2 separate regions of the Mus musculus genome follow, and region 2 is linked to region 1. Evidence: chromatin contacts called from ENCODE Hi-C or POLR2A ChIA-PET data. All regions are on one chromosome and are shown on one strand. Each heading gives the region's core, a stretch centred on a gene start or an enhancer-like site at or near the end of the contact. The rest is flanking DNA. Distances are from core to core; before and after follow the strand shown.

The links. Hi-C counts contacts between places; a loop is a spot of excess contacts on that map. ChIA-PET counts read pairs that join two places held with the same protein, here RNA polymerase II (POLR2A).
Region 2: POLR2A ChIA-PET joins it to region 1 with 22 read pairs in Patski. The contact joins the enhancer-like site here to the promoter of Fam160b1 in region 1. A Hi-C loop is called at or near these places in 1 of 37 maps with a recorded cell type or tissue (T-helper 17 cell). POLR2A ChIA-PET finds 5 or more read pairs at or near these places in 4 of 5 experiments (Patski and embryonic stem cell).

The regions. Positions count from the first base shown.
Region 1 is chr19:57,359,111-57,362,574 of GRCm38, forward strand. It overlaps Fam160b1 (family with sequence similarity 160, member B1), which reads left to right and starts at 1,899. Exons shown (of 17, transcript NM_145505.4): 1 at 1,899-2,260. The coding sequence starts at 2,216. It overlaps B230217O12Rik (RIKEN cDNA B230217O12 gene), which reads right to left and starts at 1,789. Exons shown (of 3, transcript NR_040316.1): 1 at 904-1,789.
Region 2 is chr19:57,409,873-57,413,306 of GRCm38, forward strand. Gm41874 (a long non-coding RNA gene) reads left to right here. Exons shown (of 3, transcript XR_877961.2): 3 at 1,316-1,400. Among named protein-coding and RNA genes, the nearest start is that of Gm41874, 7.1 kb to the left of the region's middle. Within about 2 kb of position 2,064, at least 2 of the 3 ENCODE cell types and tissues checked have a DNase peak (open chromatin) inside an H3K27ac peak, as active enhancers do.

The DNA.
Region 1 (3,464 bases), core at 649-3,148:
GGAACTGAACTTGGTACCTTGGAAGAGCGGCAAACGTTCTTAGCCACAAAACAATACTCCAGTCCCGTTTTTATAAAGAACTAAATTTATTATGGGCTTAATAGAATAAATACAGGAGGTTCCAATTGAGGTACTTCAGGCACCTAGGGTGTTTTCAAGGGTAAAGGGAGCCTCCTCTTGGGTTTCCTCAAAGCAGTGGTTGAGGTGAGTCCAACTGCATCAACAACTGCATCCAAGCACTAGGCAGGCTATACATTAGTGCCTCCTCCAGCATTCGGAACGGGAGTAGGAAATCTATCTACTGGCTATACATTAGTGCCTCCTCCAGCATTCGGAACGGGAGTAGGAAATCTACCTACTGGCTTTACATTAGTGCCTCTCCCAGCATTCGGAACGGGAGTAGGAAATCTACCTACTGGCTCAGTTACAGTTCTAGCTAACTTGTGCGTCTTAGAAATTAGGGACCAGGCAGATAAATCATTGAGTATTGATATTAACCCATAGCCAAACATATATTTTATTGTGCTTATAATAAGTATGCAAAGTTAAATATCCATCACACACAACTTGTAGCCCGCCTAAACATCACTCCCTACACAAGTTGTGGCTGCAGGACATTGTGAAAATACAAACTGCCATGTAATTAGCCAGGAAAATTATTATGGTTGATAAACTGACCAAACCTCATAAGTAGTATGAATAATAACAACAAACATTGTGTGCTCTAGGATGGAGCAGGAACAAGGACCTTGAACGTGGCAAGGAACACAGCTCAATGTCCAACAAATAACAGAGGATGTTGCCAGCGTTTTAGTTTACAGAAAGCAAGGCTATGCTTACCTGCTTTTGAGCATAGCAGAAGCAAACAACCAAAGCATGAGAAAGACTCGAGTCTCCCCTTACCTTCTCTCTTGGTTTCCTCTCCTCTTGTGTTGTTACTAATGTTATAACAAGGAGGAGAGCCTGTGATCCCCGGCTTTCTTCACTGCTACATTGGTAACCTCACGGCCCAGAATGGCAGAGCTGGATCCAAACAGGCTTCTCAACCCTGCTCAGAGTTGCGGCGCCCTCTTCTGCCCTCTGCTCAACGAATTATACTATCAATAGGTATTTTTCATCCATGTTAATGAGAAATCTACTTCACCCTAATGCAGAACTCCCCGATCCTTTTCGTGAAATGCTAATACCAGCTTGAAACAAAGTTCTTCAGATTTTCAGAAGTTGCATCAACCATCTTAAAATGGTCAGTGTTTCCTCTACGCCTTGTTTAATACACATTTGCATAGTGTTTTAGGAAGCCTCCAGCCCAGGGCTCATTAACTTGAGGCTTCACTCATCGGTGTTAGGCATCCTGAATATTATTTCCTTTTCCAGAAACACACTGAAACCTTGTAGGCCACCATCCTGCGTTATTTAACCGAACCCTCATCCCACGTGTCCATTTGGCATTTCCGGGTTTTGATAAGGATAAGCTATTTTAGTCTAGCGGGATCTTCCCACCTGCATTGGATGCGGTCGAATCCCTAGCACGTGGACCCGCTGTCCGTTTTTTGCGTTCGGGATGCTGGTATTTTCCCAGCGGCCTTCCAGTCTTGCCCTACGTATGGTACGCAAGCGCAGCGTCAACACGTCGCTGCCAAATCCTCACACTGCTCTCTGGTCACCGAGAGACGAGTGCCAGCACCGCCGGGTGCGCCACGCCAGGCCCGCCCTCCCTCCTGGCCTCAGCCTTTCAGCGCCCCGCCGACCCCGCCCGCCCTGCTCTCCCCATCGGCCCCGCCCTCAAGTCGGCCCCGCCCTCCCTGCTGGCCCCGCCCTCCCCGCCCTGGCCTCTGCGCGCCCCGCCCCGCGTCCAGCGACGCCGGCAGCGGAGACCTGGGCTTCCCCGGGCCGCATCAGCGTCCCCTGCAGGCCGCGGCGGGCACGGCAGCCGGAAGAGCCCGAGCTCCTGCCACCGTGTCCGCGTCGCCGCCGCTGAGCTCCGCGGTGCCCCGATTGCAGCCGAACGACCTCGGAGCCGCCCGCCGCGGCCCCGCGTCCTCCGATCAGAGCCGCCGCGCCTCCCGCCCGGCCTCCGCCCTCCGCTCCCCGCCCGGGCCCGCCCGCACCGGCCTTCACTCTGGAGCGGCCCGGGCAGCCGCAGCAGGGGCGGCGGCGGCGCATCGAGGAGCTCTCCAGGTCGTCCCGGGAGAAGCTGCTGCAGTCCCGGGACAGGATGTTCTCCAAGCTTACGTCCATCCTGCAGCATGCCGTGGAGGCGGTGAGTCCGATTGGGGTGCGGGGGGCTGCGAGGCGCGGGGAGGGAGGCTGCGGCGAGGCCTGGGCACCCCCGGGGCCTCTGCTCTCCAGCCGGGGACCGGGCGGCTCCCGAGGCCTCCTGGCCGTTAACCTCCGGGGCTACGTGGCCAGCGCCGCGCAAGACAAAAGAACGGCGGTGCTGGTGGGCAGGGCTTGCTTTTGCTTTGGTACGGGTGAGAGAGGAGCGGCGGGGACCCTGGGGCCCGGTCCACACCGGTACCGGCTCTGCCAGCTCGGGCCCAGCGGCCCACCTCGGCCGGACCTCGGTGATCGATCTGCGGGAGTTTGCGGGTCCGCGATCGCCCAGCTCACACCATCTGTTTCCCTTTTCTTGTCTGTAATGCGCTTCCTGGAGGCTCTTGGCGCAGCCTGCAACCGCTGTACTGTGAGCCTGGTCCTAAACAGCACCGGGGGGACAGAACTCAAACCGCCAAACGTACAGCACCCAAAAACCTAGGAAGAGAATGCTTTTCTTGTCGGTGCTAAACGCGACCCTTTGCTTTATTTTACTAGCTAATTTTGGACTGAGTATCATCCTATGTGAAGAAAGTTACTGTGTTTTTTTTTTTTTAATGGCATTTTCTTTGCATATTGAGAATGGCCTAATAGTAGCACTTTCAAATTCACATGACTTTCTAAAGAAAAGTAAAAAGATGACAAAATACCACGGTGGTTTTTAGGGTCAGCTAAGAAAATTAGAGTTGTGAGTTTCAGATATGGAGACAAAATTTTAACACAATTGCTTTTTACATACTTCGTGGAATTTGGGTTTCGCTTGGTGGCACATCAAACAAGAAAGAAATGGGGTTGCCTGAGGAGCAGTGTTGACACATGGGGTAGAGAACTGCACTCTAAGATGCCAATTCTACTTTTCTTGCTTAATATGGAGTCAGTGTGCAACAGCATTGGTAAAATAATTTTTAAAACTTTTAACAACACTTATATTGATATTTTGTATTATACTTCAGACTATAAAGAGTCATCAAACTTTTAAAGTTCAACATTGCTTGATATAATGATAACTAAAAGATAACTATGAATAAATTATATGGATGAAACCCTGGGGCCTGCCGTGTTCTAGATAAAAACACTCCCACTGGATTTTATTTTATTTATTTATTTATTTATTTATTTATTTTTGAGATAGAGAATTGCCCAGTGCCCCA
Region 2 (3,434 bases), core at 814-3,313, 51 kb after region 1:
TCACTTTGTAGACCAGGCTGGCCTCGAACTCTGAAATCTGCGTGCCTCTGCCTCCCGAGTGCTGGGATTATTAAAGGCGTGCGCCACCACGCCCTGCAGGAGAGGGTTTCTTACCAGAGCAGAAATAACTCAGTAACAAAGCCCACCCCAGCATGGGTGACAGTTCAGGAAAGCTGGGAACCTGGAGCACACTGAACAGCCTGTAGGCAGATCAGCAGGTTGGAGAGAGTCCTTTCCTGGTGACTTACACCTGTACCGAGCTGCTTGGCTTGTCTGAGAATGTTTCTTAGCTGTCTTGACTGTTTACTCTTGGGGGAGAGGAGGCTGGTGAATCGTGTCAGTTTCAGGGACTTCCTGAGACTATGTTGAATTGTTTAACTTGCTATGTTAGGGAGCTTCCCTGAAGGATAAAATGTTTCAATATGGGGGCGGTGTGTGGACCCTGCTACACAACACCAGAAAACATGAGGCGTCTCTTACCTAGTTGCATGGAACTTGGAAAACACTGTCTAGTAAGAAGCCAAAGGGTTGGCCTTTTCTAGGCCTTCATTGGTCCAGGCCTGTATTACACCAAACTCTGACGCTTCTTCAAACATCGAACATCCCACAGTAGACTCACATCAGACTCTCCCAGGCACAACTAGGATCTGTATGTCTTGCACACCAGCGATTGTATTTCAGTTGATTGCTGTGAGTATCCCCAATGTGTGAAGAGCCCAAGAACGTTTAGGGGCTTCCATGAAAGGCTCTGAGACCCACAGCTCATCCAGGACCCAGTCACTCCATCTGCCTGGAAGAGGCCTCAGCAGGATTCCCACCTGCTCCTCACACCATGCCAGGAATTATATGGACCTCCCGTTCTAATAGAGACCAAAGGAAACATTTCAATACAAACAACACAAACCTCTGAAGCTGCCCCAGCCTCTGGGCGCTGAACCTCACTTATCTGTGAAAGGGCAGTTGGGGAACTTCAAACCATCACTATGCCATTGATGTCCGGAGGAGGGTGCAAACAGCCCCAAAGCTCCTCTCAGCTCCCCTGCTTCCCTCTGCGGGCCTGAAAGTGGTCTCTCCCCAGGGATCAGAATAATTTCCTTCGGCTGAGTCTCATTGTATGCCTTTGATTTAGAGACACTTTTAGACACGTGAGATGCTAGGGCAGGTTTTCCTGGAGAGCTTTCTGAAGGCCAGCTTCTGCCCCGGGGGAGGGCTGTAGACTGGAGCAGCATTTGGAACACAATCCCAGCTGTTTTCCACTCTGCCAGTGGCCAGGTGTCTCACCTCCTCACTGTCTACCCCTTGTTGCTCGTTGCAGATAAAGAAAGGAAATTCTAGCCGGGCATGGTGGCACACGCCAGCACTCGGGAGGCAGAGGCAGGCGGATTTCTGAGTTCGAGGCCAGCCTGGTCTACAAAGTGAGTTCCAGGACAGCCAGGACTACACAGAGAAACCCTGTCTCAAAAAAAAAAAAAAAAGGAAATTCTGGGCCACCGTGAGATTTACTAGACGTGATCCAGCTGGCCCCTTTGTAGCTTCTTTCTTAGCCTTCATCCAAATTTTCCAAGCCCGGGCTTGCCACGTTGCTGCTTCCTGTAAATATTTTAGGGGAAGCCTGCCGGGCTCTGAGGAGTTTCAGAATGCTTTGCCCCAGCTGTTTAGCCACAGAGGCCGGGTTTATGGAGTCACTCATTCACTCTGACGGGTGTCTTGCAGCCTGCAGAGCCTGGCGGGAAGAAGGGAAATCTCCACATTTCATGGTTGTTTACCCAGCCCTCTTCCCCAAATACCCATTCTAGGACATCGTAAAGCTCAGTGCTCCCCCCGCCCTCCCCCGCTCCCATCTCCTTCATCTCTCCTTAGAAAAACCCAAACATGGCCTGCTCTATTTGTTTATTTACAAACCGAAGTGGCCAATCCATTTCCAAGCCGATGAAGCCCCGCTCATTAAACTGCTCTTGTTGACACTGTGTGTTTTGATCATCTGCGACCTTCGGTTTTCTGAGAGGCGGATGCTGTGTCTTCCTGTTTAAAGGGCCTGTGCGCATGGAGTCAAAAGCTAGGACTCACTGACCCAGATCAGCCCTGCCTGCGGTACTCTGTGGTTGGCAGCTTGCCTGAAGACCACAGCGAGGCTCCTGGGCTTTTTCAGAGCAGCAGCAGGCAAGCTCATCCGGAGCTGGGGAAGCAGCGGCCTCAAGCCGATGCTGCCAAGCGAAGCATGGGCGGAATCCATGCCCAGCCATTTCTCGTGCTCACAGCGCAGGGACGGGGGCGCCTAGCGGGCACAGGATGCTTTCCTGTGTGACAAAACAACTCCCCTGTTCCCCGAGGACGAGGAAACAGCTGAGAGGTAGAAGACAGACACTGTAGGTGCTGCTGTACACCACGGACGATACTGACAGACTAGAGCTCAAAAGAAAGACCATACAAGGACCACTAAGTTACTGGAGGACTGAGGTAGGCATGTGGTAGTGTTGCTGGAGGACACAGCCCCCTTTGTCAGTTCCTGGTCTTATAAAGAACTTTGGAAATGGACATGGGGTGGGGTATGGACGTGGTGGGTGTACTGGCTGGTTTTGTGTATCAACTTGACACAGGCTGGAGTTATCACAGAGAAAGGAGCTTCAGTTGGGGAAGTGCCTCCATGAGATCCAGCTGTAAGGCATTTTCTCAATTAGTGATCAAGGGGGAAAGGCCCCTTGTGGGTGGGACCATCTCTGGGCTGGTAGTCTTGGGTTTATAAGAGAGCAGGCTGAGCAAGCCAGGGGAAGCAAGCCAGTAAAGAACATCCCTCCATGGCCTCTGCATCAGCTCCTGCTTGAGTTCCAGTCCTGACTTCCTTTGGTGATGAACAGCAGTGTGGAAGTGTAAGTTAAATAAACCCATTCCTCCCCAACTTGCTTCATGGTCATGATGTTTGTGCAGGAATAGAAACCCTGACTAAGGCAGTGGGGAAGTAGAGAGGCGTCTCAGAGGTGAAGAGTACTTACTGCTTTTCCAGAGGACCTGAGTTTGGTTCTTAGCAGCCATGTGAGGTGTAAGGCTTGCAAGTGCCTGTATTTCCAGCTCCAGGGAATCTGGCATCCTTTTGTGGCCTCCTAGGGCATGTTCACTTTCACTCATGTCACACACACACACCCACACACACACACACAGACATACAGAGAGACAGAGTATTCTAAACAGATCCAGGAGGGAACGTGGAGCAGCTTACTGGGGTGTCCTGGGTGACAGGAGAGGCAAGTTGGCAGTCTTCACCACAGTCTAGAGGGTGACACCAAGACGAGGAAACAGAAGCATTAGGCTTCCTGAGAAGAAAACCAAGCAGACAGGCTCTGCAGTGAAAGCCTTAGAACTTCTGTTCGAGGGCTGCACTTTGTGGGGTCAGAAATACATGTGTCATTGTTAACGGGACAGTTGTTCTTTTTCTTTCT